Linked DNA regions of Homo sapiens: region 2 is linked to region 1. Evidence: chromatin loops called from intact Hi-C (ENCODE). Cell type or tissue: HCT116. All regions are shown on one strand. Each heading gives the region's core, and the rest is flanking DNA. Links, peaks and the distances in the headings are about the cores only. Region 1 overlaps SPTBN4 (spectrin beta, non-erythrocytic 4). Region 2 has its middle 49 kb from the start of MAP3K10.

What was found. Hi-C counts contacts between places; a loop is a spot of excess contacts. Peaks named below come from ENCODE experiments on the same cell type or tissue, not always from the same donor. Only the 100,000 strongest peaks of a DNase experiment are listed, where the experiment ranks them.
Region 2: it touches region 1 in a loop (4-fold over the local background); 9 of 110 quality-filtered maps call a loop at or near these places.

Annotation. Positions count from the first base shown.
Region 1 is chr19:40,517,336-40,533,739 of GRCh38, reverse strand. It overlaps SPTBN4 (spectrin beta, non-erythrocytic 4), which reads right to left. Exons shown (of 36, transcript NM_020971.3): 16 at 13,589-14,339; 17 at 10,101-10,303; 18 at 4,609-4,699; 19 at 969-1,115. Among named protein-coding and RNA genes, the nearest start is that of SHKBP1, 51 kb to the left of the region's middle. RefSeq lists silencers at 4,243-4,562, 10,121-10,416. In HCT116, for the core only: CTCF peaks have their summits at 10,298 (motif pointing left) and 12,251 (motif pointing right); a DNase peak (open chromatin) is centred at 10,279; H3K4me3 peaks cover 1,051 bases; H3K27ac peaks cover 690 bases.
Region 2 is chr19:40,134,233-40,150,636 of GRCh38, reverse strand. No RefSeq gene overlaps it. Among named protein-coding and RNA genes, the nearest start is that of MAP3K10, 49 kb to the left of the region's middle. RefSeq lists enhancers at 2,641-2,935, 5,315-5,364, 5,985-6,134. In HCT116, for the core only: a CTCF peak has its summit at 10,651 (motif pointing left); a DNase peak (open chromatin) is centred at 10,616; H3K27me3 peaks cover 643 bases.

The DNA of each region.
Region 1 (16,404 bases), core at 7,290-15,289:
ACAGAAAATCAGAAACATGGGGAGAGGACCGTAAGAAAGACAAGGATAGAGGGATAGACAGACAGGAAAGAAAGATAGAGGGAGCCAGAGAGGCAGGGAGAGAATGAACTTCCATTAAACTCAAAGTCAAGAAGACTGCCTTCGCCATATGCCACCATTTATGAAACATCAATGACCATTTAAGGGTTTAAGGCCAACATGGGTGTCTCTGTGTGAGTCAGAAAAGTGTGTATATCCAGGGCTACAGGTCTAGGGGTTCAGCCAGAGGAGGGGGAAGTTCTGAGGGTTGAGGCTTAGAGCAAATATCTACCTCAGTCCCTCCAAGACTGAAGTCAAGGTTCTTAGTGGCCCAGAGCTACTTAGGTAACATTAAGTATTAAAAGTAACAAGACCACAGTAATTACAGCTCTTAGGTGCGTGGCCTTGTGTTAAGTACTTTATGTGCACAGAGCCCAGGAAGTAGCTATATTTATTATTTCCTTAATTTTATAGAACAGCAAACTGAGGCTCCAAGAGGTTAACACAATTACCTAAGGCCCCACAGCTGGTAACAGGCATAGACACAGTTAGAACCCAGGGCTCTAAGAATCCAAAGTTTACTTTAACCCTGGGCTTCCCAGGGTCTGTCCCAGCCCATCTCCCCAACCTTCCATCTTAAATGCCCCAAATGGTATGGAAGGAACCTGGTAGAGGAGGTTATATTAAGAAGTGAAATATTTAACAAACAGTAGGATACAGGCACCATTCAGAAGAGATGCTGGCCACTTTACAGATGAGCAAATTGAGGCTCAAAGATGTTACATGAATCACTCAAAGCCACATAGCTAGGAGCAGATCTGGAGCTGATTTGAGTCAGTCCAGAGGTGTAAGACCAGCAGGATGGCAGCAGCGGGTGCAGCAGGTGAGACGTGGGCTCCCTGGAGGCCTCCTGCACCTGGCACAGGCAGAGGGGCCATCAGCTTCCTCACCCGCTCGATCTTCTCCAGCCACTCCTTATTCTGAGCCAGCTCGGCCATGAATGCCTGGTGCCGGAGCCATCTCTTATGCAGCTTGTGGTTGTCCTCCCGCGTGCCATCCCGCGCCATCAGCATCTTCTCATGGATCCAGCCATCCAGCTGTGCAGAACAGGGCAGGAGGGCTCAGCTGGTCCCCTCAACCTGCCACAGCCCCCCATCCCTTCAGGAAGTCCCAGGTTCAGGGCCTGGGCTGCTAGGGTGTATGGGTGGAAGGAATAGGAAAGGATGAAAAAACCTTTGCAAGTGAGGCCTTTATATTGGGGGTGGGTGCAGCTCAAGCTCTTTCCTGGATAGAGGATGGATGGAAGGGTCCCCAGAATGCCCAATCCTTTGCTCCCCTGTCCCCTGTCCTGAGGGAAGCCCTCCTCAACTCCCCACAAGCCCCCAAGGCAGGGCCAGTCAGCCTCTTAGACTTGGGGACAGATCACCCCCCCCAAAACAAGCTCTCCAACCCAATTTAGCTAACTCCCAATTCATCCCCAGGACCACCCCTCCCATAGCAACACTTAGACACTTCATTCAATCTTAGCCACCCCCCAATAAGGACCAATTCAAGAGCCTCAACCCATTCCCAAGGGTATCAAATGAAGCCCCCATATCTAGCCCCAGTTCCTCCAGTATGGCCAGATAAACCCCCCAAACAACCTCCCAATTAAAGCCAACTCTAGCTCTCTCTAAACTAACCCTCTAATCTGGAGTAGACCCATCCTCCATAATCGAGATCTAGCACCCCTAATGAGCCCACAGGGCTCCCCAGTTCTAGCCCTGGGACTCTAAGACCATAGATCCCCAAACCATGACCAGTTCTAGCCCTCAACCAAAGCCAACCCCAGCCAAATGTGAAAAACAAAGCTGTGTTCTGGCTCTCCAAACCAGTCTACCCCAAAATCTAGCCACAGACTCTCCATCGTGGATCAGATCGGACCTCCCAAGCCCGGCCAGCACCCCCACCCCTACAACTAAAGCCAGTTCTAGTCCTCCTACCCACCAACAAAACCAGTCATCCAAAACGCAAGCACCAAGAGTGGGCCCCTCTCACGGCACTAGAGAGGATCAATCACAGGCTGCTTTTTGAGCCTCCCCCAACCCCCTCCAGTAAAAAACCAGACTTATCCTCCAAGCCAGAACTTCCCCACTCATGACCAAACCTGGCACCTGAAACAGTTTGCTCCTCCCCTTTCTCCTCCCCACTCCAGTCACAAGATCCTCCCTCCTCCCTCCTGCAAAAAAAAAAAAAAAAAAAAAAAAAAAAAAAAAAACAAACACTGGACTCCAGCTCCGCGGTCCCGGGAGGCAAATGCAGTCATAGCCAAGGACAAATCCCAGATCCCCAGCCGGCCAAACCCCAGCCCATGTCCCCTGAGCATGTGCTCCCCAGGGGTCCAGGACAGCATCACACTCCTTCATACACACACTAGAACCAAGTCCAGTGCTGAACCCCCCAACTCAATTCACAGGTTCCCGACGTGCAGGGAAGAGTCCAACGGCAACCACAGCCCGCAGTGAAAGCAGAGCCCTTAAAGAGATGGTACCCCATCCTCAAAGTAAAGCCCCCTCAAAAGTGATTCCTTCATGATGGAGGGCAAAACCAGACTATCCAACAACCCAGGAAAAGCCCCACAAAGTCAGAGCCCCCTAGACCCAGAGAAAATCCAAGGCCCCTCATCTTCCAAGGCAGAGCCCCCCAAAAGTGATTCACCTCCATCATCCAAGGCTGATACAGATCCTCCCAAAACAAGAAAGAAACCCCCCAAAAGGTTGAGAAACCCCCAACCCCAGGGCAAATCTTAGATGCCCCATTACCCGGAGAAGAGCCCCCCCTCGAAAGGCTGAGACGCCCTGAACCCTTAGGGCAAATCCAGATTACCCTAGAAGTGGTCTTAGAAGTCCCCCCGCTTCGCTCCCCTCCCTTGGGGGCCGGCCCCTCAGTCCCGCCCGCGCCAGCACCGCGGACAGCTCCCGGCGTCCTTGCCCCTCCCCCAGGGTGGGGGTCCGGGCGCCTGCCCGGCCCGCCCCCGCGCCGCCCCGCCCCTCCCTCCCGCGGCCACGACGGGCGGGCACGCGCCCGAGCCCCCTCCCCTGTCTGCGTCCGCGGGGTGCGCGCCAACCCCCTCCCCTGGGCGCCCCCGAGACCTGAAGCGGCAGTGGCGTTGGCGGGGCGTCCCTGCAGCGGGCGGGCGGGTGCTCGCCCCTCAACTGCGACGGCAGCGGCAGCGGCGGCGAAGGCTGAGGCTCCGGCGGCCGCGCGCCCCCTCCCTCGCCCCCGCGCGGCGGCCGCGCGCCCGCCCGCGTGCGCCCCCTGCCTGCCTCCCTGCCCGCCTCTTTGCGGGGCCCCAGGTGGGGGTGCAGGAGGAACCACCACTCGCCCCAAGGCTTCGGGTGGGGGGCTTCTGCGCCATCTCAGATGATTGCTGCCTGATCCAGAACAATCTCATGAGGGATGGGGGGTGCTCCTGGACCAAATCTAATGCCGGGAGGGAGCGCCTGGGGCTTGGACTGCCTCACTAAGGGAGTGGGGATTATGGTGAGGGGCTGGGTGGGGGCCTCCTGAACCATCTCTAATGGGAAGAAGCTCGGGCTCCTGGCCACCACATGTGGACAGGGGATATGGGAGGGCGACCTGGAACATCTCACAATCTCCAGTGGGGGCGAGGGGGAACAGGGGGTTCCTCCAGTGGCTCAAGTCCCGGCCTACCCCAGTTATGGGGGAGGGGGGCACGGTATGGAGGCCCTTGTTTATTCCGTGTGCGGAGAGAACAATCTCCCATGGGTGTTCAACATAGGGGGGAGGGTCGAATCGTCTTTAATTGAGGCTGAGGGGTTTAGGGGTTAGACCTGGTTCCTGAACCAGCTTTGGTTGGAAGAAACTTAGGTACGGGGTGATGATGGAGGAGGGGATGATCCTGGGTCACACAGATGGAGGGGCTCAGGGCCAGGCCTAGCTCTGTTTAGGGTTTAGGAAAATGTTTACTAGGCCATCTCTAATGTGGCCAAAGTCTAGAATCGTTTCTATGGAATGCAAGGGAAGGAGGGGAAGACAGCAGGTCTCCTGAACCGTCACTAATAAGGAAGGGGGCCTGGACCATCTCGGATTAGGGGAGATCGTCCCTAATGTGTGCAGATCATCCCTAAGGGAAGGGGCTTGATTACTGAACACCTTTAAAGGGGCGAGGGCTTGGTTCAGAGCCATCGCTGGCTGCAGGAGGGCGCAGGGCCGCTGGCCCCCCCACGGCCCTCGGCCCTTATCCCCACCGCCCGCCCCGCCCCTCTCCTGGGGTAGAGCGATTCTCACAAATCTCAGGAGAGAAAGGTGAGATCAGCGCGCGTCCCCGCGGGACCCGTAGGCGCGGACACGCGCGGTTGCCAGGGGCGCCCGGGGCCCCTCCTTCGTTTCCCGGAGTCGGCGTGGGCGGGCAGGGACTTGCGGAGCATGCGCACTGAGACCCGGCTCCGCGCGCCCCCTGGCGGCTTAGAGCGAGCATCGCTCCGCGACCCACTTAGACGGGGCGTCCCCACCCCCACCTCGGCCGAGAAGCACTTCCCTCCCGACTAAAGGGGATGTCTCCGTCCCCAGCACACCTGGAGTTCCTACCTCGTGGCAGTCTCGGAGGAAGTGCTGCAGCTCAAGTTGGTCATGTAGCTTTTGCATCCATTGCTGGGCCCGTAACTGGTTTTCTTGGTTCCTGGGGATGGGGAGATAAGGGCTGGGGAAAGGCCCCGGGTTGGGGGGTGCGGCGCTGGCAGTAGGACTGTGAGGGCACTGGGCTGGGTAGGGGAAGAAGGGCGTGGAAAATATGTAAGAGAGAGGGAGGAATTAGTGGGGCAAAGCCAGGGACGCAGGGACGGGGCTGAAGAAGGGCAGAGAGAGAGACAGACAGAGGAAGAGAAAGGGAGAGGCAGAGACAGGCACTTAGAAAGAAAGAGATATAGACGGAGAGAAAAAAAGGCAAGTCCAGAGAGAAAGATAACAGAGAAGTAAAGACAGACATACCTAGGGACAAAAACAAAACAAAACAAACGAGAAAGTGAGAGGAGACACCAGAAAGAGAGCGAGAGAGAGAATAAAAAAAGACGAGAAAAGAGATGGAGCAAGGCAGAGCCAGAAAGAAACTCAGGGAGCAGCAGACGACGAAAGAGAGGAGGCAGAGAGAGGGAAAGTGACAGGAGGAGTCCGGTCAGGGACAGCCCAGAGAGAGACAGGCAGAGGAGTGGCAAATGCCACCAGGAAAAGACAGCCCCACAGACGACAGACAGACCAGGGGGCCGCAGAGTTGGAGAGAGGGAAGAGAGCAGAGTGTGGGGAGAGATGACAGCAGAGTCGCAGAGAAGCTGAAGTGGGCACTCCTGCAGGCAGAGCGAGGCCCTTGGCCTGACTGAACTGACCAGGCTGGACCCAGGCCGTACCACTCTGGAGCCGGCTGGGACCATGGGCCCCGGGCAGTCTGGCCTCCTGCCCACAGTGCAAGGCAAAGTGCCCAAGAGGCCTGGTGGATGGGGCTGGGGCATCCCACATGGGCTCCCATGCATCCCTGTCCTGTTGCTATCTGTCTCCCCCAGGGAGAGAGAGAGAATGAGACTATCCTCCCAGGGTCTCCATGAGAGTCCTTAGAGATCCTCCCAGGGTCTCCATGAGAGTCCTTAGAGTCCTTTTTTTTTTTTTTTTTTTTTGAGATGGAGTCTCGCTCCATCGCCCAGGCTGGAGTGCAGTGGCGTGATCTCGGCTCACTACAACCTCCACCCCCCAGGTTCAAGCGATTCTCCGGCCTCAGCCTCCCAACTAGCTGGGATTACAGGCGCCCACCACCAGGCCTGGCTAATTTTTGTATTTTTAGTAGAGACGAGTTTTCGCCATGTTGGCCAGGCTGGTCTCGAACTCCTGACCTCAAGTGATCCACCCGCCTTGGCCTCCCAAAGTGCTGGGATGGGAGTGAGCTCCTGCACTCGGCCAATCTCAGAGGCCTTTCTGACCTACCAGGCCCCACACCCCCACCTTTCCAAACTCTTATTCTCCTTGCACTCTTCCCCCTCACTCTGTGGTAACTGTACTGCCCTTCTCGCTGTGCCTTGAGCAAGCCTCAGGCCCTTGGCACTAGCCGTTCCCTCTGCTGGGAATGCTCCTTCCCCCAACATCTACTCAAAGATCACCTTCTTCGTGAGGTCCCTCCTGACCACTCCCCAACACTTTCTGGCTTTCTTCCCTTCTTTAATTTTCTCCTTAGCACTTAACGCAATCTAACACGTGCTATATGTTACTTATTTATCTTGGCTGTCTCCCATGCTAGGATATATCATTTCCATGAGGGCAGGGATTTTTGTCTGTTTTGTTCATAGATGTGTCCCCAATGCTTAGAAAAAGGGCTTGGCATACAGTACACGCTCGACTTATATTTGTTAAATGAATGAATGCAAGAAACACAGTGGCAGAGAGAAAAAAGATGGGAGAAACAAAAGTACAGTATCTGTGAAAGACAGAGGCAGAAAAGACAGGGTTAGAGAGGTGCAGATGGAGGGAGAGAAAAACGGAGAGAAAAACAGAGAGGGAGCAGGAAACAGAGATACAGAAATAGATGGATAGATGGAAGCAAAGAGACAGAGTGTATAGGAGACAGTTGCAGAGACAGAACCAGAGAGAAGGAACAGGAAGGGCCTGAGACAAGCAAGCGAAGCACTGACTGCCTCCTGCCCAACTTAGCTTAGGAGCCAGGAAAGATAAAATGCCTCTGAAATTGAGCTGAAATCAATCTTTCCAGGCCTTCAGCAGCCAAACTGTCAAGCATCAGTCCTAGAGATGAGGAAGACCCTGAGTCTCCATGAGGGTGAAAGAACAACAGAGTAGGCCGGGCACGATGGCTCACGCCTGTAATCCGAGCACTTTGGGGAGGCCAAAGTAGGAGGATTGCTTGAGCCCAGGAGTTTGAAACCACCCTGGGCAATATAGTGAGACTTCATCTCTACAAAAAAAGAATGAAAAATTAGCCGAGCAAGGTGGCACATGCTTTTAGTCCCAGCTACTCAGAAGGCTGAGGCAGGAGGATTGTTTGAGCCCAGGAGATTGAGGCTGCAGTGAGCAGTGATCGCACCACTGCACTCCAGCCTGGGCAACAAAGCAAGACCCTGTCTTTAAAAAAAAGAAAAGAAAAGAAAGCAACAGGGTTCAAATCTAGGCTGTGGCACTTCCTGGCCATGACTCTGGGCAAGTCAGTTTTCCCCTCTGAGCCTCACATGCAAAACGCAGATAAGAACAGCACCTAGCGGCCGGCGCGGTGGCTCACGCCTGTAATCCCAGCACTTTGGGGAGCCGAGGCAGGTGGATCACTTGAAGTCAGGAGTTTGAGACCAGCCTGGCCAACATGGCAAAACCCTGTCTCTACCAAAAATACAAAAATTAGTTGGACATGGTGGCTCTTTCCTGTGATCCCAGTACTCAGGAGGCTGAAGCAGGAGAATAGCTTGAACCCTGGAGGCAGAGGTTGCAGTGAGGCGAGATCGCGCCACTACACTCCTGCCTGGGTGACAGAGTGAGACTCCATCTCAAAAAAAAAAAAAAAAAAAAAAAGAACAGCACCTCACACACAGGTTCCAGGTGAGGGGCCAGGCAAGCTGAAGCTCTAAGTGACTTGCCCTGAATGTCACGGATTCAGGGGTGAAGCCAGGTCTAAGACCCCCAGGGCCCCAGGGCCCCAGTCCCCAGCTCTGTATGGCTCTGCCCCCTTGGCGGATGTGGAAACTCCTCCCACTCCTCCCACTCCTCCCACAGGGTGGGAAATGTGTCCCTAGACAAATAAATGACTGGGATGGTGGGAAGGTGCAGAGATTAGTCCGTCTCAATCCCTCTGTGACCACACCTCACCCACCACAAGCCTGGGACAAATGCTGCCTCTCCCACAGCGGCTGCACGTCTCCCATCCGGGCCCTGACCTTTCTGCCTGGACTTCCTCCATCCCAGCCCCGAGCATTCTGGGCCATCCTTGTCAGATAACGTTCGAGCTCTGTGAGGCAGGAATCATGTTCTGTCCTGGTCATTTCTGTGAACACACCCCCACTCCGTACAGAGCACGGGCTCAGTACATGTTTAATTGACTGGAGGATGAGTGAATAAACAATAGAGTGAAAGGAGCAATTAATGAATGACTGAAAAGTAATGAATGAATGAATCATGGAATGAACAGTCCCCCGGGCTCCTCCTCCTCGTTTTGCTGAGCCTGGCATGCAGCAGGTGCTCAAGAAATGTGGAACAGGCCATGCTCAGTGGCTCACACCTATAGTCCAGCTACTCAGGAGGCTGAGGCAGGAGAGTTGGTTGAGCCCAGGAGTTCCAGGCTGCAGTGAGCTATGATTGCACCACTGCACTCCAGCCTGGGCAACAGAGTAAGATCCCTGTCTCAAAAAAAAAAAAAAAAAAAGTGGAACAAAGGAAGGATCCAGGCCTGGATGGAAAAGGGGGCACTAAATGATGAGTTTGCATCCTCAAGAACAGAATTCCCATAAAAGTTTCCTTTAGAAGCATGCTGCCTTGCCCCAGATAAATCTAGGGAAAGGATGTCTGAGCCGTAAACAGAAAAGGGGTAGCGGTCCTGGGGCTGGGGGTGGCACAGTGAAGTGACCAGGGATGCTTTCTGTCAGGAGATGGGAAGACAGAAGGAGGGGTACTGGGTCCCCTTCTGGCCTGGATCATGCCGGAGAGAGCCAGAGAGCCTGAGAGGAGAAATTTAGGGTCACCAGGAGGAGCAGAAACAGCTCTAATGACAGACAGAACTGGGTCTGGAAGATGAGAAAGGACTTCCCATGATGGCTGGAGGTGGTGGTGTTGTTTTGTTCAGTGCCTACCTACAATAGTGCCTGGCACACAGTAGATGCTCAATAAATATCTTCGCTTGATTAGTGCAAGGACAGACAAGAGAGTGGTGGCAAGAGACAGATGGCGACAGAAGCAGAGAACAATGAGGTTCAAGAGATGAGAGAGACACAGAGACATGCAGACACTCACTTTGCATGCTTCCTAGAGTGGCTGGGGCCAGGAAGAGGTGCTTATGCAAAATATTTGACAACCAGCCTGGCAGGGGACACTGTCCCATCTGGAAAGCTGGAACACACCTGTGCCTGGCCTCTAGCTGCTGGATCTGGGGAGGTCTGGGGGTTCCCAAGGAGGGTGCAGAAGAGCAGGATGGATAATGAGGCATCTAGGGAAGTAAGTTAACACATTTTTTTTTTGGAGGGGGGACAGAATGTTGCTGTGTCATCCAGGCTGGACTGCAGTGATATGATCACAGTTCATTGCTGCCTCAATCTCCCGGACTCAAACAGTCCTCCCATCTCAGCCTCAAGAGTAGCTGGGACTACAGGCACGCATCACCACGCCCAGCTTTTTTTTTTTTTTTAATTTTAGAGAAGGGGTCTCACTATGTTGCCCAGGCTGGTCTGGAACTCTTCAGCACAAGCAATCCTCCCGTCTCAGCCTACCGAAGTGCTGGGATTACAGGCATGAGTCACTGCACCCAGCCTAACATTTTAACAACAGGACCAGCTATCCCATGCTCAGGGCAGACTTAAGAAAGAAACCTTTCATTGTATATCCTTCTGTATCTTTTGGGTTGACAGCCTCAGGTTACCTTTTCACAATATATCCACTTAAGGCCAGGTGCAGTGGCTCATGCCGCTAATCACAGCACTTTGGGAGGCCAAGGTGGGTGGTCAAGAGTTCAAGACCAGTCTGGCCAACATGGTGAAACCGTGTCTCTACTAAAAATACAAAAATTAGCCAGCGTGGTGGCTCATGCCTGTAGCCCCAGCTACTCGGGAGGCTGAGGCAGGAGAATCACTTGAACCTGGGAGGTGAGGGTTGCAGTGAGCCGAGATCGTGCTACTGCACTCCAGCCTGGGCAACACAGTGAGACCCCGTCTCAAAAAAAAAAATCCACTTAAATCAAATCTAAGACAACATGGAATTAAATAGAAATAGGAAAGAGCCCCAGAGAAGCAGAAATCGTGATGAAAGGAGTGGGACCCTGGCCTCCCACACCACTCCCCTATGCTGGGCCCCATCTTCTGCCCCCTCCCTGGGGTGGATGGGTCTAGGGGACCTACTTCTCCAGCAGCCGGGTCACAGCCTCCTGAGCCTGCTCCCCGTAGATGTTGCCCTGCCTCAGCAGGCCCTCTGCAGCCTGCACGGCCACCTGCATCTTTTGCTGGCTCAGCTCCATGGTGGTGAGAAAGTCACGGTGCTGTTTCAAGGCCTCCTCCACCGATTCCACTGTGCCCGGGAGCTCCGCACCAGACAGCGCCATCTCCTGGGGAGGAGGGAGCGTGGTGCAAAGGTCAGCCTCATTCCATTCCAGGACCTGGGAGAGGCTGCCAGCCTGGCTTGCCACCACTCCCCGCAACCTTGCAAGCATAGAACATTCCAGTTGTGGTCCCACCTCGGGGCTGTTGCCCATGCTGGTGCTTCTGCCTGGGAGTCTGTCCCTCCAGATACCCCCATGGCTGGCTCCTTCACTTTCTTCAGGTCTCTGACCAACCTGCCAAATTTATCAACTCCCACCCCAGCCCTATCCCACTACCCTCCTGTATTATTTCTTTTTGGCAGGGAGGGAGCAGATGGAGTCTCACTCTGTTGCCCAGGCTGGATGCAGTGGTGCAATCCCGGCTCACTGCAACCTCCACCTCCTGGGTTCAAGTGATTCTCCCGCCTCAGCCTCCCAAGTATCTGGGATTACAGGTGCATACCACCATGCCCGGCTAATTTTTTTGTATTTTTGGTAGAGACGGGGTTTCACCATGTTGGCCAGGCTGGTCTCAAACTCCTGACCGCAGGTAATCCACCTGCCTTGGACTCCCGAAGTGCTGGGATTACAGGCGTGAGCCACCACACCCAGCCAACCCTCCTGTATTATTTCTCATAGCATGTACCTGGCAATATTAGCGATGCATTGACTTGTTTACTCTCTCCTCCCCTACATACTAGAATGTCAACCACATGAGGGCAGGATTTTGTATTTTGTTGCCTGAGGTGTGCTCAGCCCCAAAATAGCGCCCAGCACAGAGGAGGCACTCAGTAAATATTTGGTTAATATTAGGCCGGACATGGTGGCTCATGCCTGTAATCCCAGCACTTTGGGAGGCCGAGGTGGGTGGATCACCTGAGGTCAGGAGTTCGAGACCAGCCTGGCCAACATGGTGAACCTCATCTCTACTACAAATACAAATATTAGCCGGGTGTAGTGGCACACACCTGTTATCCCAGCTACTCAGGAGGCTGAGGCAGGAGAATCGCTTGAACCCAGAAGGCGGAGGAGGTGCAGTGAGCCAAGATCACGCCACTGCACTCCAGCCTGGGTGACAGAGCAAGACCCCATCTCAAAAAAAAAAAAAAAAAAAATTGGTTACTATGAAGACTGAAGGCTGGGCACGGTGGCTCATGCCTATAATCCCAGCACTTTGGGAGGCAGAGGCGGGAGGATCACTTGACCCCAGGAGTTCAAGACCAGCCTGGGCAACATGGTGAAATCCCATCTCTACTAAAAATACAAAAAATTAACCAGGCATGGTGGCACGTGCCTGTAGTCCCAGCTACTTGGAGGGCTGACGTGGGAGGATTGCTTGAGCCCCATAGATCAAGGCTGCAGTGAGTCATGATCGTGCCACTGTACTCTGGCCCGGGTGACAGAGTGAGGTCCTGTCTCAAAAAAAGAAGACAACTAAACTGGGTACTGTGTGAACTCAAGGAAGTTCTTTTCCCTCTGGGGTTAGTTTTCTAACTAGTAAAATGAGTGGGTCAGGGCCGGGCATGGTGGCTCACACCTGCAATCCCAGCACTTTGGGAGGCCAAAGCAGGGGGACTGTTTGAGCCCAGGAGCTGGAGACCAGCCTGGGCAGCATAGCAAGATCCTGTCTCTATTTTTTAAATGGGTGGGTCAGAAAGGGTCTCTCAAGGCCACTTCAGCTCCATATTTAGTAATCTTATGATTCAGGGGCTCTCTGTCCTTTCTCCTCCACTCCCTAGATCAGGATTTCCCAAGCCCTGGGCCACAGAGGGGTACTAGTCCATCGCCTGTTAAAAACTGGGCCGCATAGCAGGAGGTGGAGGGGGGGCGAGTGAGCATTACTGCCTGAGCTCTGCCTCCTGTCAGATCAGCAGCAGCTTTACATTCTCATAGGAACACAAACCCTATTGTGAACTGCGCATGTGGGGGATCCAGGTTGCACACTCCTTATGAGAATCTAATGCCCGATGATCTGTCGCTGCCTCCCATCACCCCTAGATGTCACTAGATGGGAACGTCTAGTTGCAGGAAAACAAGCTCAGGACTCCCACTGATTCTACATTATAGTGAGTTTTATAATTATTTCATTATATGTTATAATGTAATAACAATAGAAATAAAGCACACAATAAATGTAATTCGCTTGAATCATCCTGAAAACATTCCTCCTTTTCCCACCGGTTTGTGGAAAAAATTGTCTTCCAGAAAACCAGTCCTTGGTGCCAAAAAGATTAGGGACTGGGCCTGGTGCAGTGGCTCATGTCTGTAATCCCAACACTTTGGGAGGCCGAGGCAGGCGGATCATGAGGTCAAGAGATCAAAACCATCCTGGCCAACATGGTGAAACCCCATCTCTACTAAAAATACAAAAATTAGCTGGTCATGGTGGCTCGCGCCTGTAGTCCCAGCTACTTGGGAGGCTGAGGCAGGAGAATCGTTTGAACCCGGGAGGCTGAGGTTTCAGTGAGCTGAGATCACGCCACTGCCCTCCAGCCTAGCTACAGAGCAAGACTCTATCTAAAGAAAAAAAAAAAAGATTGGGGACCACTGCTGTAGATAATCCTCAAACTGGGTCAGCATCCCTTATATAACCAGTACAGGCAGGCACCCTTTCTAACATGATCCCCAAACACTGGACAATCTGAAAACTGGCTGTTCCATCTTGCCAAAATTCTCAAACTTGGTTCCCATCCCAGAGTGATCTCCCAACTGGATTGGCTGTCCCCAGATAACCACTGCACTTGGTTCCTCATGCCACAGACACAGTTACTCTCTCCAGAGAATCCATAGTTGTCATTCCCAGAAATGAAGATATTGTGCTAATTTAGCCATCCACACCATGTAATCCACAATCACTGACTGACTCCAATAACCCCTCAGCCTGTTACCTACCTCCATAATCCTAATCCTTTGTTATCCATACCAAGATCTTCTTTGAACCCCATTTAACCATCGCCAATCAACCTCATAGTCTTATTTCCTTTCAGATAATCCACGAACCCAGGAAGCCACTCCAATAAATATCCTCGTGCATTACTTACTCGGGATAGCCCACAAACTGTCACCTCCGATAAGACACCAACCTACCCCACTGATGATACTCCTCAAATTCTGTTACATACACACTTCCACACACACTGGATGTTCCACAAACTCAGTTATCCATTCCGGATACTCTCTCACCTCCCACCCACCTCAGAACCCAGTGGTCCCAGGAAACACCCTCCTCCCCACCCCCGCATGTCCCTGTCCCTGCAATCCCCCCGCGGCCTCGGACTCTCCCTCTCCGAAATGTACACCCCGAGTGGGCACCTGGTTACGCAGCACCACGAGCGCCTGGCGTAGATCCCGCAGGAAGAGCTGGTAGATGTGCGCCTGGACCAGCGCCTCCCTGCGCGCCTCCCACAAGCCGAGCAGTTTATGCCAGCCAAGTTCGAGGTGTGGCAGCCACTCGTCTAGTGCCAGGCCCGGGCCCAGCTCTGCGCCGTCGGCGGCCAGCAGCGCCTCGCTGGCCGCCACGATGCGAGCATAGTCTTCCTCGCGCTGGTCCACCTCCTCCTTGAGCGCAGCGTGGCGCGCCAGCAGCGCGTCCGCCTCTTCTAGGCTGTTGGGCAGGGGCCCCTCGCTGCCGCCCGCCGCCTCCTGGGCGCGCACGAGCCAGTCCAGGAAAGCGTCGAGGTCATGTAGGAAGCGCTGCAGGCGCCCTGCTGCCGCCACCGCCTCGCCGCAGGCCTGAGCCGCGCTAGCTAGCGCGCCCCACTCGGCGCCCAGCTCCTCCGCGCCCTGGTGCAGCCGCGCCGCCTGCGCCGGGAAGCGCTCAGCCAGCAGGGCTGCCTCCTCCAGAAGGGCCGCCTGGCGCGGCTCCAGCGCCTGCAGAGCGGCCTCTAGGCCGCTAAGACGCCACTGCAGGGCGCCGCCGGCCCGGGGCGCGCTCTCCACAGCTCTCCGCTTCTCACGCACCTGGGCGCGCACCTCGGCCACCTCCAGCACGTGGTTCTCCACCAGCAGCACCGCGCTCATTTCCTCTTTGCGCTGTTCCACTAGCTCCACGATGCGGTTCCACCTGCCCAGGGGAAAGAGAGTGACTTGAGGAGGACAGGGACTCCTCTTGGGCGCGGAGGGCCCGCCGACCCAGGGTAGAATCCAGGCCCAAGCCACCCAGCCACTGTGTGACCTCAGAAAGTTTCTCCAGTTTCTGCCGGTGTAAAATGGAACCCTACGCAGCACTTTTGCTTAGGGCAGCCATTCTCAACATGTAATCTGATAGAGGACAAAACTATCTTCATAAAAATGTGTTAAGACGCCATTTGCTTTTTCACTCTCATTCTTTCCCGAGTGTTCAGTGGAGTTTTCCAGAGGCGGCAGGAGAGACTGAGAGCAGAAGCCGACTCTGATTTAAGAGAAGCCCAGCTGCCATCTCTTAAACCAGACTTTAAAGAGATTTGCAAAGGTACGAAACAATGCCACTCTTAGTACATTTTGTGTTATGAAAAGTTATTTTTAATAAAAAAGTTATATTAACACGTTAGATATTTAGATTTAAAAAAATTTTTTTAAGACGTGAGATCTCACTATGTTGCCCAGGCTAGAACGCAGTGGCTATTCATGAACTCGTTTATGGCACACTGAAGCCTCCAATTCGCAGGCTCAAGCGGTCCTCCCACCTCAGCCTCACAGGTCTAACAGGCACGCACCACTCCCAGTGTATTGTTATTTTTAAATAATGTTTTCAAATTTCTCAGCCGGGTGCAGTGGTTCACACCTGTAATCCCAGCACTTTGGAAGACGGAAGCAGGTGGATCGCTTGAGCTCAGGAGTTGGAGAGCAGCCTGGGCAACATGGTGAGACTCCTAAAATACAAAAATTAGCTGGGCGTGGGGGTGCACACCTATGGTCCCAGCTACTTGGGAGGCTGAGATGGGAGGATTGCTGGAGCCTGCGAAGTCGAGGCTGCAGTGAGCCATGATTGTGCCACTGCACTCCAGCCTGGGTGACAGAGTAATGAGACCCTGTCTCAAAATAAATAAATAAAAATAAAAACATTTTAAATTTTCTCAGTACTAAGTTCTAATATAGTAAATAGCAATAGATATGACCCACTAAAACAAGCTCTTGGGGTCCTCAATAGTTTGGGTTTTTTAAATTTTGTTTTCTTTTTTAGACAGAGTCTTGCTCTGTTGCCCAGGCTGGAGTGCAGTGGCACGATCTCAGCTCACTGCAACCTCCGCCTCCCAGGTTCATGGGATTCTCCTGCCTCAGCCTCCCAAGTAGCTGGGATTACAGGCGTGCACCACCACACCCGGCTAGTTTTTATATTTTTAATAGAGATGGGGTTTCATCACATTGGCCAGGCTGGTCTCAAACTCCTGACCTCAAGTGATCTGCTTGCCTCGGCCTCCCAAAATGCTAGGATTACAGGCGTGAGCCACCATGCCCTGCCTGTTTCTTGCATAAAGCCATTATGATTCTCTAAATATCTTGTCCATTTATTAGTGTATTTAACTGTCTTTCTGCCCCCTCTAGAATGGACACACCATGAGGACAGAGATTAGGACTCTGAAATCAGGCAGACCCGAGTTCAAGTTCTGCTCTGGCCAGATTTGCCATGTGACCTTGGGCAAATCATTTCCTTCTCTGATCTTCAGTTTCCTCATCTGGAAAATGGGGATAATAAAGTCCACTTCATTGAGTGTGTAACGAGATCATGTGGCTAAAGCACTTGGCATATAGATCTCTCTACATGCTGTAAATCGTTATGATTGTAGTTATTTTTTTAGGCCTGGATGCTTTGCGATGGTCTTGGCTACAGAGGTTTTAAAATCCCTGGATATTGGAATCTTGCAGCACAGAGTCAAGAGCGTAGTCTTTGGGTGGGGCAGAGTGGCTCATGCCTGTAATTCCAGCACTTGCGGAGGCCAAGGCAGAAGATCACTTGAGCCCAGGAGTTCGAGACCAGTCTGGGCAACAGAGTGAGACCCCATCTGTACAAAAAATACAAAAATTAGCCGGGTGCAGTGGTGTGCATCCATAGTCCCACTACTCAAGAGGCTGAGGCAGGAGGATTTCTTGAGCTCGGGTCGGGGGCGGTGAAGGCTGTAGTGAGCCATGATCGTACCACTGCACTCCAG
Region 2 (16,404 bases), core at 5,703-13,702, 380 kb after region 1:
CGTCTGCTTCTGGGGAGGCCTCAGGAAACTTACAATCACGGCAGAAGGCAAAGGGGTTGCCAGCGCTTTACATGGCCAGAGCAGGAGGAAGAGAGATGGGGGAGGTGCTACACATACACACTTTTAAACAAGCAGATCTCAAAATAATAACTCACTATCACGAGAACAGGACTGAGGGGATGGTGCTAACCCATTCATGAGAACTCCACCCCCCGATCCAATCGTCTGCCACCAGGCCCTTCCTCCAACACTGGGTATTACAACTGGACACGAGATTTGGGTGGGGACACAGATTCAAACCATATCAGGCATATTTCCAGAGTTGTGCAACCATTACCACAGTCAATTCCAGAACATTTTCATCACTCCAACAAGAAATTTTTTTTTTTTTTGAGACGGAGTCTGGCTCTGTTGCCCAGGTTGGAGTGTGGTGGCATGATCTTGGCTCACTGCAACCTCTGCCTCCTGGGTTCAAGTGATTCTCCTGCCTCAGCCTCCCAAGTAGCTGGGATTACAGGCACCCCCCACCATACCTGGCTAATTTTTGTATTTTTGGTAGAGACAGAGTTTCACCAGGTTAGCCAGGCTGGTCTTGAACTCCTGAACTCAGGTGATCTGCCTGCCTCGGCCTCCCAAAGTGCTGGGATTACAGGCGTGAGCCACCATGTCTGGGCTCCAACAAGAAATTCTGTATCTGTATCCATTCAGTCACTCCCTAATCCCCCAAGTCGTTCAGTCCTAGGTAACCACGAATGTAGTTTCCATCTCTGTATATTGGCCTATTCCAGATATTTCATATAAATGGAATGATATATTGTGTGGTCTTTTGCCTCTTCTTCTGCTTGGCATGTCTTTGTGGCTCAGTCATGTTGTAGTATGGATCAGTACTTCATTCCTTTTTGTGGCTGACTAATATCCCATTGTGTGGGTGTACCACATTTTAGTTTCTAACCAATTAAGCATATCCTGAAAAATGCCATTCTGACAAAAAGAACTACTCACGGTGGCTCACGCCTATAATTCTGATACTTTGGGAGACTAAAGTAGGTGGATTGCTTGAATCCAGGAGTTGGAAACCAGCCTGGGCAACATGGTGAGACCCTGTCTCTACAAAAATTACAACAATTAGCTGGGTGCGGTGATGCGCCCCTGTAGTCCCAGCTATTTGGGAGGCTGAGGTGGGAGGATCACTTAAGCCCAGGAGGTCGAGGCTGCAGTGAGCCATAATTGCGCCACTGCACTGTAGCCTGGATGACAGAGTGAGACCCTGTATGAAAAAATAAAAACAAACAACAACAACAACAACAAAAGTGCACAGACAGTTCTGGGTCAGATCTTGGCACACAGTATTATCGGGATGTGATTACTATTAGGGATTGTTTTTATTTTCTGAAAATTTTCTTTTTTCTCTTTTAGTTTGAGACTGTTTTACTCTGTTGCCCAGGCTGGACTGCAGTGGCATGATCTCGGCTCACTACAACCTCCACCTCCTGGGTTCAAGCGATTCTCCTGCCTCAGCTTCCCGAGTAGCTGGGATACAGCTGCGTGCTACCACGCCCGGCCAAGTTTTGTTTTTTTTGAGACAGAGTCTTGCTCTGTTGTCCAGGCTAGAGTGTGGTGACGTGATCTCGGCTCACTGCAACCTCCACCTCCCAGGTTCAAGCAATTCTGCTTTAGCCCCCTGACTAGATGGGATTACAGGCACCTGCCACCATGCCCGGCTAATTTTTTGTATTTTTAGTAGAGACAGGGTTTCACCATGTTGGCCAGGCTGGTCTTGAACTCCTGACCTCAAATGATTAACCTGCCTTGGCCTCCCAAAGTGCTGGAATTACAGGTGTGAGCCACTGCACCCTGTACCTCCACCACCTCCTGAGTACCTAGGACTACAGGAGCGTGCCACTACACCTGGCTATTTTTTTAATTTTCAATTTTTTTTTTTTTTGTAGAGAAGGGGATCTCACTATGTTGCCCAGGCTGGTCTCAAACTCCTGGTCTCAAGCCCCTCAGACTTCTGCCTCGGCTTCCCAAAGTGCTGGGGTTACCGGCTGGGATTTCAGAGCCCTGAAACATCCTTATAACAATATTATTGACTTATGATTATAAAAGTAATTCATGGTAGTTGTTGAACATTTGGAAACTACGCACCAAACAAAAACAAAAAACACCCAAGTGGAAAATAAAAATCATTGTTAATTTCATTCCGATTGAGACGAATTTAGTATGTCCAAGAAAAATGAGAATGAAAGATGACGGGGGATATCCCAGGATCCACAGAGCTGTGTCGTTGATCCCAGACTGTACTGTTTATGGGGTGGATCCTGCCAGCGTCCCTGTGGGGGCAGCCTTCACAAAGAGCAGGGCGCTGTGCTCTCCCTCCCACCCCACTCCCTATGCGTGGAAGGGCTGAAGGATGGGTTTCCCACAAGAGAGCAGCTACTCCTTCGGGAGGGTAGGAATCGGGGCGCGGGGAGAACGCAGCAAGCCCACGCTCCCTCCCAGACCTTGCCAGCTCTGCCTTGAAGTCTCCTCGGACTCCTCCAAACCTCTGCAGACTCCGAAGGTGTTGGTCGTTGGCCGAAGGGCGGAGGTGTAATTCTTCCAATCCTACCCTGTGCCAGGGCTCTGCGCCTGGGCGGAAGTGTAATTCTTCCAATCTCACCCTGCGCTGGGGCTCTGCGAAGCCCTGACCCTAGTCACCAAGGGTTTCCCACCAGTCCCAGGCAGCCCTGCAGGAGTCAGTTTTATAAGACCTAGACCCACAAGAGACGTCCTCCAAGCCCGCCTGTTAAAGGAGTCACTGTTTCTGAAGAGCCAGCTCTCAGTGATTTCACATCTGGGAGGCTCCAGGGTTTCAGGAAGTGTGAGTCATGATAGAAAGTTTGTGCAGATCTAAATTATACCGAGAAAGACAAGAATAAGACTGGGCATGCTTCCCTAATTTTTTTTTTTAAATCAGGGTGAGGTGGGGGCCCTGTGCCTTAAACTGGGGTTGTATAGGTTGTGCACTGCACAAATTTGTTTGACCCAGGAGGCATGTGGAGGCTGAAATGCAACCTGTGCCCTTTCACCAGCCACACATCCTGGTGTGGAGCTGTGTCTACCCAGAGGAAGGGAGGACAGCCTTTTCCTAATTTGCACAAAGGCATGTAACAGGGGAGCTCAAGGGTCCTGAACTGGCAGTTCCAGTAGCCTTCTCTGACTTCTGGCTGGACCTACGTCCTAAGTAGCACCCATAGGTCCACGTAAGGTCTGAGACCTGAAGAAATAAAACAGCCAACAGAATGGAATCAGACCACACTTTGAGACTGTGGTAGGCTGAATAATGTGGCCTCCAAAGTTTCCATGTCCTGGCTGGGTGCAGTGTCTCATGCCTGTAATGCCAGCAGTTGGGAGGTCGAGGTGGGAGAATCACTTGAGTCCAGGAGTTCAAGAGCAGCCTGGGCAACATAGTGAGATCCTGTCTCTACTAAATAAATAAATAAGTCATGTGTGGTGGCACGCATCTATGGTCTCAGCTACTTGGGAGGCTGAAGTGGGAGGATCACTTGAGCTTGGGAGTTTGAGGCTGCTGTGAACTGTGACCGCACCACTGCACTCCAGCCTGGGCAACAGAGGGAAACCCTGTCTCAAAAACAAAACACAACAAAAAAGTTTGGGCACGGTGACTCACACCTGTAAGCCCAGCACTTTGGGAGGCCGAGGCAGGCGGATCACCTGAGGTCAGGATTTCGAGACCAGCCTGGCCAACATGGTAAAACCCCATCTGTACTAAAAATACAAAAATTAGTCAGGCATGGTGGTGGGTGCCTGTAGTCCCAGCTACTTGGGAGGCTGAGGCACGAGAATTGCTTGAATCCGGGAGGAGGAGTTTGCAGTGAGCTGAAATTGCACCACTGCACTCCACCCTGGGCAGCAGAGTGAGACTCAGTCTCAAAAAAAACATGGCTGGGCACAGTGGCTCATGCCTGTAATCCCAGCATTTTGGGAGACCGAGGCAGACTTGAGGTCAGGAGTTTGAGACCAGCCTAGTCAACATGGTAAAACCCCATCTCTACTAAAAAACAAAAATTAGCTGGGTGTGGTGGCAGGTTCCTATAATTCCAGCTACTTGGGAGTCTGAGGCATGAGAATCCCTTGAACCCAGAGGTGGAGGTTGCAGTGAGCTGAGATTGTGCCACTGAGCTCCAGCCTGGGTGACAGGGGGAGACTTCATCTCAAACAACAACAACAACAAACAACAACAACAACAACAACAAAACAAAACCAAAAAACAAAAGAAAAGAAAAAGTTTCTCTTGCCCCACAAGGCTTGGCTAAGTATTAATAATAATTAAGAAGGTTTATACATCCTAATCCCTAGAACCTGTGAACGTTCCCTTATATGGCAAAATGGACTCTCAGATGTGATTAAGTTTGTTCAGTTGGGGAAATGATCCTGGGTTACCTGGGTGGGTCCTGAATAGAATCACAAAGATCCTTACAAGAGGGACACAGGAGAAGTTGGTCAGAGGGATGTCGATGTGACAATGGAAGCAAACATTAGAGGGATGCGGGTTTGTTTGTTTGTTTGTTTTTTGAGACGAAGTGCAGTGGTGTGATCTCAGCTCTTTGCAACCTCCGCCTCCTGGGTTCAAGCAATTCTCCTGCCTCAACCTCCTGAGTAGCTGGGATTGCAGGTGCTCACCATTACGTCTGGCTAATTTTTATATTTTTAGTGGAGATGGGGTTTTGTCATGTTGGCTAGGCTGGTCTTGAACTCCTGACCTCAGGTGATCCACCCGCCTTGGTCTTCCTAAGTGCTGGAATTACAGGCATGAGCCACCTCACCCAGCCGAGGGCCACTTTTGGAGAAGGAGGAGGGGGCCACGAGCCAGGGGATACGGGTGGCTAAAAAGACAAGGACATAAGGTCTTCCCTCAGTGCCTCCAGAAAGAATCAGCCCTGCCAACCACTTGACTTTAGCCCAGGGAAGCTGATTGCTGGCTTCTGACCTCCAGAACTGTAAGAGAATAAATCTGTGTTATTTCCTTTCTTTTCTCTTTCTTGTTTGCTTGCCCAGGGAAGCTGATTGTTGGCTTCTGACCTCCAGAACAGTAAGAGAATAAACTTCCTAACTTCCTTCCTTCCTTCCTTCCTTCCTTCCTTCCTTCCTTCCTTCCTTCCTTCCTCTCTTTCTCTCTCTCTCTCTCATTCTTTCTTTCGTCTCAAATCCCTGGGCTCAAGTGATCCACCCACCTCAGCCTCCCAAAGTGCTGGGATTATAGGTGCGAGCCACCTTGCCCAGCCAATCTGTGTTGATTTGGGGTTTGTGGGAGTTTTGCAGCATGGCCACTCAGTATGGAGTGCTTGGATCTGAGCTTCTCTGGTCCCTTGGCCTAGTAAGGCTCAAGATAGCTTTGCCCTGTCCTAAGTGTCTTACTTCTGTTAAAACAGTTTATTCTCATGACAACCTCTAGGAGGTAGGCATTGTCATATCTCAGTTTTATGTGTGTGGTCACAGAATCAGAGAGGTTAAGTGATTTGATTAAGGTCACGCAGCTAGTAAGTGAGGGAGCCAGAATATAAATCTAGACCATTTGAATCTGGATCAGAAGTTCTCCACGTTTGATCTCACTATAATCTTGTAAGTGAGCCGGGTGTGAAGGCTCACCTGGTACCTGTAATCCCAGCACCTTGGGAGGCCAAGGCAGGAGGATCACTTGAGCCCAGGAGTTCAAGGTTGCAGTGAGCCGAGATCACACCACTGCACTTCAGCCTGGCCAACAGAGTGAGACCCTGTCTTTAAAAAAAAAAAAAAAAAAAAAAAAAAAGGCCAGGCTTGGTGGCTCACGCCTGTAATCCCAGCACTTTGGGAGGCTGAGGTGGGTGGATCAACTAGGTCAGGAGTTTGAGACCAGCCTGGCAAACATGGTGAAACCCCGTCTCTACTAAAAATAAAAATTAGCCGGGCATGGTGGCATGTGCCTGTAATCCCATCTACTTGGGAGGATGAGGCTGGATAATTGCTTGAACCTGGGAGGTGGAGGTTGTAGTGAGCCGAGATCAAGCCACTGCACTCTAGCCTGGGTGACAGAGCAAGACTCCATCTCGGGAAAAAAAAAAAAAAATTCTTGCAAGTGGAGAGAGAATTGCAACCTTTGTGGCACCTTTAGACACTTCCAAAGCGTTTGTGTTTCATAGAGAATGCTTTTCTTTTTGATGTAAGTCTATTTCTTAACACATTAGAAAGAAAGAGAGTTTCCCGTGGAGGAGCTTTGTCATTGTCAGGAAATGCTGCATTTCAAGTGGTTTCACAGCTAGCATAACGTTGTAAAAGCAAAAATATATTCAAATTTATTTGACATTGCAGAGGCCCAAAATGGTGCTGATCAAGATGTCTGGTACAGTTCTTTTCACAGGGTGCTCTGATTTCATCAGCCAGCATTCCTAATTTAAAATAAGGAAAACAAAGGCAAAGTCCCCAGCTTCCCAAATCTGTACGATTATTCCTTTGTTTTCAATTCTGTGATGGAGATGATTTTTTTTTTCCCCTGAAGAAACGCAGATCTCCTTATTGGTGGATCTTTTTCTCTGCAAGAGGCTTTGCTTCTAATTTATTAGGTATTGATTCATATAATAAAAATCTTCCTTTTAAAAAACAAAGTACTACATTTCTTTGTTAAAAAAAAAAAAAAAACCCCAGGAAGTTCTTAAAATAGGAGTTCCTGAAATTCAGCGAAACACACAAATTGTGTTATTTTAAGGCAAGCCACTTGTAACCACATGTAAGTCAAGAAATAGAATTTGCCAGCTGTTCATAAGCCTCTCCACGTGCCCTAGCCCAGGCGCCCAGGCCCAGCCCCTCCCTTCTCTCTACCAAAATTAACCCTCAGCCTGACTTTTTTTTTTTTTTTTTTTTAAGATAGAGTCTCACTCTGTCATCCAGGCTGGAGTGAGGTGGCATGAGCTCGGCTCACTGCTACCTCCACTTCCCAGGTTCAAGTGATTCTCATGCCTCAGCCTCACCAGTAGCGAGATTACAGATGTGCACCACCACACTCAGGTAATTTTTTTGTATTTTTAGTAGAGATGGGGTTTCGCCATGTTGACCAGGCTGATCTTGAATTCCTGACCTCAGGTGATCCGCCCGCCTGGACCTCCCAAAGTGCTGGGATTACAGGCGTGAGCCACCGTGCCTGGCCAGCCTGACTTTTATAGCAATCATCTCTGTGTTTCTTTATAGTAATTAGTTATCCAAATGTGTGTCCATAGTTTAGTTTTGCCCTTTACAACTTCTAAAATGTTATTATTATGCCTCTTTTTTCTTATTCAGAGAATGTTGAATTCTCAAAGAAAAAAAGAGAATTTTGAATTGTAGTGACATCAGCATACGTTTTGAAGTATGTGAATATATATGCATATCTGAATATATATGTGCATATATAAAATTTTAAAATATCAATACTATCACTAGTAATATGATGACTAAATATAGTTTAAGATTTTCTTATGGTGCTTTTTTTTCCAGGAGGATATACCCCATTAGGGATTTATGTCAAATTAATATATCTTAAATTACTTTAAGACATTGTTTTAGCCTGGGCAACATAATGAGACCCCATCTCTATAAAAAGTAAAAAATTAGCTGGGCGTGGTCACACACGTCTGCAGTCCCAGCTACTCTGGAGGTTGAGGTGGGAGGATCGCTTGAGCCCAGGAAGTGGAGGCTGCAGTGAGCTGTGATCATACCACTGCACTCCATCCTGGGTGACAGAACAAGACCCTGTCTCAAGAAAACAAAAAACCAAAACCATTGTTTTGTGGGTGATTGAGTCCCAATCGCAAAAATTGTTTTGACATTCCATTTACTTGGAAAATATAAACCAATGAACATATGTATTCATTTTCCTCTCTATTGAGCAAAAGGTACATCCTGTTCATACCAATTTGCACCTTGGTTTTTTCACTTAACTACATCTTGGAGGTGACTATATATGTGTGTACACATGGGCCGGGTGTGGTGGCTCACGCCTGTAATCCCAGGACCTTTGGGAGGCTGAGGTGGGCGGATCACTTGAGGTCAGGAGTTCAAGACCAGCCTGGTAAAAATGACAAAACCCCATCTTTACTAAAAATACAAAAATTAGCAGGGCGTCATGGTACGTGCCTGTAGTCCCAGCTACTAGGGAGGTTGAGGCAGGAGAATGGCTTGTATCCTGGGAGGTGCAAGTTACAGTGAGCTGAGATCGTGCCATTGCACTCCAGCCTGGGCGGCAGAGCAAGACTGTCTCAAAACAAAACAAAACAAACAAATAGTCAAAAAAACAAAACAAAAAAACACGTGTGTACACACTTGTACATACACACACATCACATATATATGTAATCTTAATATATCTTATTTTCACAGCTGTACAGTGCTCTGTATTTGTGGATATAGCATAGTTGAATTAAGCAGCACCCTCTTCATGGCTATTGCAATAGTTTCCAGTTTTTTGCTATCATGCGTAGGGCTCCAGTGAAGAGGCACGTTCATATGAAGTTTCCTATTTCTGTCTGTGTCTTTGGACCTAATTCCTAGAAGTAGGATTGCTGAGTCAAAGGGCAAATTCACTAGATATTGCCAAATTCTCCTCCATGGAGGTTTTATCTTTTTATATTCCATCAGTAAAATGGAAGAGTCCCTGTTTCCCCACAGCGTTGCCAACAAGAGGGCTGTCCAACATTTGGATTTTTGCTAATCTGTTAGGTGAGAAATAGGATCTCAGGGCAGTTTTAATTGTGTTTCTTTTATTATGAGTGAGGCTGAGCTTTAGTTTATTTTTTATTTTTTGAGACAGGCTCTTGCTTTGCCAGTCAGGCTGGAGTGGAGTGGCACAATCTCGGCTGGCTCATTGCCACCTTCGTCTCCCAGGCTCAAGCGATTCTCCTGCCTCAGCCTCCTGAGTAGCTGGGATTACAGGTGCATGCCACCATGCCTGGCTGCACCATGTTGCCTGGCTGCAACATGGCATGCACCATGCCATGTTGGCCAGGCTGGTCTTGAACTCCTGACCTCAGGTGATCTGCTTGCCTCAGCCTCTCAAAATTCTGGGATTACAGGTGTGATATTTTATTTTTTATTTTTTGAGACAGGGTCTTACTCGGTCACACAGGCTGGAGTGCAGTGGTGCAATCATAGCTCACTGCAGCCTTGAACTCCTGGGCTCCAGCAGTCCTCCCATCCTCCCACCTCAGCATCCCGAGTAGCTGGGATCACAGGTGTGTGCCACCACACTCAGCTAATTTATTTTATTTTATTTAGAGACAAGGTCTTGTCATCTTGCTCAGGCTGGTCTTAAACTCCTGGGATCAATCAATCCCCTCACCTTCCCTTCGAAAGTACTGGGATTACAGGGATGAGCCACTGTGTCTGGCTATTTTTATAAATTTAGGTGGCATTTGCATTTTTTAACGTGAACTCTCTGTTTATGTATCTTGCCCGCTTTCAATAGGTTTCTTGTTTTTTTTCCCTTAATTTTTAGACACTTTATATTTTAGGGATTTTAACTCTTTCTCTTCTGTGATATAAGTGGTAAATATTTTTCTTATTTTGTCATCTGTAGTTTTTGGTTGTGTATGGCTTATTTTGTGGCCACGCAAAAGGTTTTTGTTTTTTTTTTGTTTGGTCATTTAACAAAATTCTCTTTTATGGCTTCTGGATCTTGAGTAATAGTTTGGAAAATTTACACCCTCCCCGGTAATGAGGGAACTCACCAGTGTTTTATTATCTGTGAGGCTGTGTTTTTTCATTTAGATCTTTGATATGTTTAGGATTTAATCTGGTATATGGGGTGGGAAATGCATTCAAGCTTCTTTGTTTTCACGTGGTCATCTAGTTGTTTCTACACTACTAAATTAAAACCTTTTCTAAAGTCCCTTCCTGAATTAGAAATTACTATATCATCATATAAATCTCCATCAGCAATTGCTTCTGTCTTTGGATTTTCTAACCTTCTTTTGATCTGTCTGCTTATTTATGCATCAGTAACACATTTTAAAATATTGTTTTTATTTACTTTTTTTTTTTTAGCCCCAACCATGGCAAGGGCACATATTGTTTTATTTTTATTGTATTATTTTTATTATTTTTAATTTTTCTGATACGGAGTTTTGTTCTTGTCACCCAGGCTGGAGTGCAATGGTGCAAACTCAGCTCACTGCAACCTCTGCCTCCCGGGTTCAAGGGATTCTCCTGCCTCAGCCTCTCGAGTAGCAGGGATTACAGGTGCCCACCACCATGCCCAGTTAATTTTTGTATTTTTAGTAGAGATGGGGTTTCATCATGTTGTCCAGGATGGTCTCAAACTCCTGACCTCAGGTGATCCACCCGCCTCAGCCTCCCAAAGTGCTGGGATTATAGGCATGAGCTACCACGCCTGGCCACTTATATCGTTTTAAGTATTTGGTAGAGCTACTGCCTAAGTTGGTGGCAGCCACGGCTGCTACTGCTTCTTTCTAGCTCTGGGGCAAAAAAAGAAAACACACACACACACACACACACAAACACACACACAAAACCCTTGATGATATCTGTATTGGGATTGCAATAAATTTGTAAACAAACTCAGAGGCAATTGAGTTCATGATGCTGGCAGCCTGCTTCTATCCTTGGAATTCTGGTGCCATCTAGTCGTCATTATGTGCAACAACAACTTTCTGAATTTCAAAAAGAAAATCTGGGAGGTAAAAGCAGTAAACATTTATTGTCTCACACACTTTTTGTGGGTCAAGTATTTGAGAGCAGCTTATCCACATGGTTCTGGTTCGAAGGCACTGGCCTGGGGTTCAGTCATCAGAAGGGTTTAAAGGAACTGGAGAATGCCCTTCCAAGGGGGCTCACTCACACTCCTCTGGGTCCACTTGCTCTAGGGGAAGCTAGGCCACATGATGGGGACTGTGGGGAGGGCCAGATGGTGAGCAAGTTAACGCAGAGAGTGAGGTGGAAGCTGTAATGCTAGATAATTTTAGACTTGCAGAAAAGTGCAGATAGTACAGAGAGGTCCCACATATCTCTCATCCTGCTCCCCCTATTGTTATTAGCATAGCACAATGATCAAAACTAGGAAATTAACATTGGTATCACAGTATCAACTAAACTACCAATCTTATTTGAATGTTAACACTTTTTCTATTGATGTCCTTTTTTTTTCCTTTTTTCTGTTCCAGACTCCCATATTGTGTTCAGTTGTTGTGTCTCTTCTAGACAGGAACATTTCCTCTGTATTTGCTTGTGTTTCATGACTTTGACACTTTGCTTTTTTAAGAGGTAGGGTCTCTTTCTGTCGCCCAGGCTGGAGTGCAGTGGTGCGATCATAGCTCACTGCAACCTTCAACTCCTGGACTCAGAGGATCCTCCTGCCTCAGCCTCTTGAGTAGCTAGGACTACAGCCACATGCCATGGTGCCCGGCTAATTTTTTTTGTCAGGATGGGGTCTCACTGTGTTGCACATGCTGATCTTGAATTATTGGCCTCAAGCAATCCTCCTGCCTCAACCTCTCAAAGCTTTGGGATTATAGGTGTGAGCCACCATGCCCAACTGACTTTGACACTTTTGAATGGTACTGATCAGTTAGTTTATAGGATATTCCTCAATTTGGGCTTGTCTGACATTTTCTCATGACTGGACTAAAGTTATGAGTTTTTGCCAAGAACGCCACAGAAATGATGTTGTGTCCTTCTCAGTGCATGATATCAGGAGGCACCTGATGTCAGTGTATCTTATTGCTGGTGATGCTGACCTTGATCACTTAAATTGCTGTATGCTGCACATCTCCACTGTAAAGTTACTATTTTCCCCTTGGTAATTAAAAACTATCTTGAAGGAGATTTTTTGAGACTATACAAGTCTTTTTCCTTCTCAAACTTTTGCCCACAAATTTTAGCATCCATTGGTGGATCTTGTCTGCAACAGTTATTGCTGTGACATTTGACTAATGGTAATTTTTCATATTCCTTTCTCCTTTTACATTTATAAATTGTAAATCTACTGAAAGATAGAACCATCCCTTCTCCTCATGTATTTATTTTTTTATTTCGATCCATGCAGAAGTGTGATTTATTTATTTATTTATTATTTTTCAGGTGGAGTCTTACTCTGTCACCCAGGCTGGAGTGTAGTGTTGTGATCTCTGCTCACTGCAACCTCTGCCTCCTGGGTTCAAGTGATTCTCATGCCTCAGCCTCCTGAGTAGCTGGGATTACAGGTGTGTGCCACCACACCTGGCTAATTTTTTTTTTTTTTTTTTTTTTTTAGTACAGACAGGGTTTCACCATGTTGGCCAGGCAGGTCTCAAACTCCTGATCTCAAGTGATCCACCCGCTTTGGCCTCCCAAAGTGCTGGGATTACAGGTGTGAGTCACTGCACCCGGCCGAGAAGTGTGGATATTTATTTTATTCTATGGATTAAAACCTGATATTGAGAGACTTACATTTCGACAGTCTGCTGGGTATGAAATGGTATGCCGTTGTGGGTTTTCCCCTTCTCTTTGTGGAGAACAGAGTCTTGCTATGTTGCCCAGGTGGGTCTTGAACTCCTGGGCTCAAGCGATCCTCCCACCTCGGCCTCCCTAAGTGTTGGGATTACTGGTGTGAGCCACCGTACCTGGCCTCATTGTGTGTTAATTAGAATATTCTGAATACTGATGAGTTTGGGCATCTTTGGCCTTTCCTACTGTGGCCTCTATGAAGTGCTTTTAAAAAATCCTGCTCTTGCCTCTCCAGGTCAGGATGTTAGGCTCACTGGACAGAGAAGAGTCTATTTTTTTGGGAAGTTGGCATGAAATACTTTAAGAACCTGTTAATAAGGTAAATGCAACTTCTAGGCTTTGCATAACCGTCTATATGCTGTTGAGGGCTGTTGTTGTTTGAGTTCTCTGGAAGCAGACACTAAGATGCAGTTTGGGGTGCAAGAGACTTATTAGGGGTTGACGCCTGTGGAAGGGAGAGGGGAGCCAGGGTTGAGCAGATGGAGAATTTGAATTAGACGTGGCACAACCTTGGCCATGGTCAACCCTGCAAGAGCTCTGCAGCATAGATAGCTGCTGTGGTCTCAATGTGTCCCCCACAATTCGTGTGTTGGAACCTTAATCTCCAATCCAACAGTGTTGGGAGGTGAGACTTTTGGGGTGTGTTTAGGTCATGAAGGCTCCACCTTCGTGAATGGATTAATGGTATTATAAAAGGGCTTGATGAAGGGAGTTTATCCTTTTTTGCCCTCCGCCTTCTACCAGTGTTACTCCCCTCTGGAGGACACAGTGTTCAAGGCACCATCTTGGAAGCACAGATAAGACCCTCATTAGACACTGAGTCTGCTAGCGCCTTGATCTTGGACTTCTCAGCCTCCAGAACCATGAGAAAATAAATGTCTGTTCTTTGTAAATTACCCAGTCTCAGGTATTCTGTTTTAGCCGTACAAATTTATGAAGAGAATAGCTTATTAGACTTGTTATCTGTTTGGCTCAGATTGCTGGGCCTTATATTCCTTACTGGGGCTTTCCCCGGAGAGGTGTGCATTTGGTCAAGGCAGCTCTCTGCAATTGAGGCTGGTCCTGAAGGACTTGACAGCAGAAAGTTGTCTGCTGACAGCACTCCCAGTGGCTGAAGCAGCAAATCCTGCTTGGAAGAGGGATCTGGACAGGGTATCTCTGTATCCACCGTTAGTCTCAAACTTATATTGGCACTGCAAACCTCTCCTCTGAATTCTGCACTTGAATGTTTAATGGGCTCTCAAATTACTTGTATCCAAAGCTGAGATCCTGATCTTCCGTCCCAAACCTGCTTATCCCGCAGGCTTCCCCGTCTCAGTTAACAGCACCTGCATCTTTCCCTTTGCTTAGGCTGAAATCTTTGGAGTCATCTTTGACAGACTCCTCTCTTTCTTCCGTATGTCATGTCTGATATGTCGGCAAATCCCATTGGCTTTATCTGTGAAGTATTCCACATGCTAACACCTGGGCCAGGACACAGATCACCTCTTCCCTGGGATATTGCAATAGTTTTCTAACTGGACTCTCTGCTTCTATCCCTTCCCTGCGAAGTCATTCTCCTGTCGAAATGCAAATCAGATCCTGTTTCTTCTCTGCTTATTACTGGCAGTGGCTTCACAGTCACTACGAGTAAAACCTTCACAGCCGGCAGCGTGGCTTCTTCTCTCCTCTTTGACCTCTGCCTTGTCCTTACATCTTCTCTCTCTTATAAGGACCCGGTGATTAGATTGGGCACACTAGATAATTCGGGATAATCTCTCCATCTCAAGATCCTTAATTTCGGCCAGTCCAGTGGCTCATGCCTGTAGTCCCAGCACTTTGGGAGGCCAAGGTGGGTAAATTGCTGAGCCTGGGAGGTCGAGGCTGCAGTGAACCAGGATGGTACCACTGCACTTCAGCCTGGGTGACAAAGCAAGACTTTGTCTCAAAAAAAAAAAAAAAAATCCTTAGCTTCATATGTGCAACATCCCTATTGCCATGTAAGGGAAACTGCAGTATATTCCCAGGTTCTGGGGGTTAGGATGTGAACATCTTTGGGGACCGTTATTCAGCCTACCCCAGAGGTTGAGTGTGGACTTCTTGGCAAAAAATTCACCTTGTCTTGTGCATCCTTCAGACCCTCCAAGATACAGTATAGTATGGTTAAAAATGTGAACTGGCTGAATTCAAATCCTGGCTTTGACAAGAATCCATTCTTTTCTGTCCTGCAATCATGTCGCCATATCTCAATAAAGGATCAATAAATTCCTCAGTGATATTTCATTGCTATGCTTACCCCTTGTTATAGAGTGCTAAGACTATAAATTTACGCAGCCACTCAGAAAAGAAAGCTTGGTGTCTAAAGTACTCTCTGATGAAAAATGTAATAGACAAATACTACTGCACAGGGGTACATCAACTCACCTTCAGAAAGGGGATTGGGTCCATAAATAATTTTAAAGTTCCAACTTTTGGCCCTGGGGGAGCAATCTTTGCATGAAAATTTTTGCAAGTTACAGTCCTATGGTGCTTTGCCTTCTCTACATTATAATGGTGCTATATTCAAGATCCAGAACCAACCACATCTGCCACGTGTATCTGAGAGTTTGTGGGGAAATCACTTCTCTTTACTTTTCTGATTAAATTCCCAGCCACACAAATCTTGCCAGTCATGGTAGAGAAATATTGGACCATTAAAGACCAGGTTAAAATGCTAAATACTTCAAAGTTCTCTGATAAAACAAAACAAACAAAAAAACCAAAAACCAATATGGTTTTTTCTATCCTTCCTTTCTTTTTTTGTAGGAGTGAGAACCAGTACTGCAGTAAACATTTTCTTAATTCCAAATGATTTAATGATCTGGATGGTATATTTTTGGTCGCTTATCTCTTCCTTATTCTGGGTTTTGTAGGTTTGTTTTTTTTTTTTCCTATATCAGGGATCATAATCCATTTCTTTTGACCATGGGTCTTGGGGTAATTACTTTACAGCTTGGGAATTTAGTTAATCTGAGCAGAGCTCTGGGTCTTCTTTTCTTAATCTTCATAATCTTTCCTAACATGGGCCCTGACATCCAACAGCCTGTTAATTCTAAGGTAATAACTCCTTTTTAGGTAGCTTCTAAGTTCCTGCTTTAAATCCCATTTAATTGGACAAGATGTTGTAAATTCACTTACTTCTTTGTAACAGACACACAACAGAAGCTGAATCAGGCTGATTAAAAATACAAAGAGTTTATTTTTTTTAAAAGAGCTCCTTAACAAACCATTGAGAGTCTAAGCCCCCCAGAACAATGTTCAAAACATGACAATGAAATGGTCTGATGAGCCAGGTGCAGTGGCTCAAGCCTATAATCCCAGCACTTTGGGAGGTCGAGGCGAGTGGATCACCTGAGGTCGGGAGTTCCAGACCAGCCTGGCCAACATGGCGAAACCTCGTCTCCACTAAAAATACAAAATTAGCCAGGTGTGGTGGTGTGCGCCTATAGTCCCAGCTACTCAGGAGGCTGAGGCAGCAGAATCGCTTAAAGGTGGGAGGTGGAGGTTTCAGTGAGCTGAGATCACGCCCCTGCACTCTAGCCTGGGTGACAGTGAGACTCTGTCTCAAAAATAAAATAAAATAAAATAGTGAATTCTCTAAACACAAAAAGGTGTCCATGTGCTAAGTACCCCTCCACCCCCTGCGCAAAAGAGAGACATATCTATACATTTTATTTAAGGCTGTCTCTTTTGGAAGATCTATAATTAAGATGATAAAGTCTTTCACAGGAAATATCCAGGGCAACTGCATGCATGCAATTATAATTAATGACAGAATAGTCTCTTGCATTTCTAATCAATCAATTAATTATGTATTCAGCACCCTGGCGTCAGGACTAGTTATAGAAGTGGTGACTATAGCAGCCACTTTTTTAT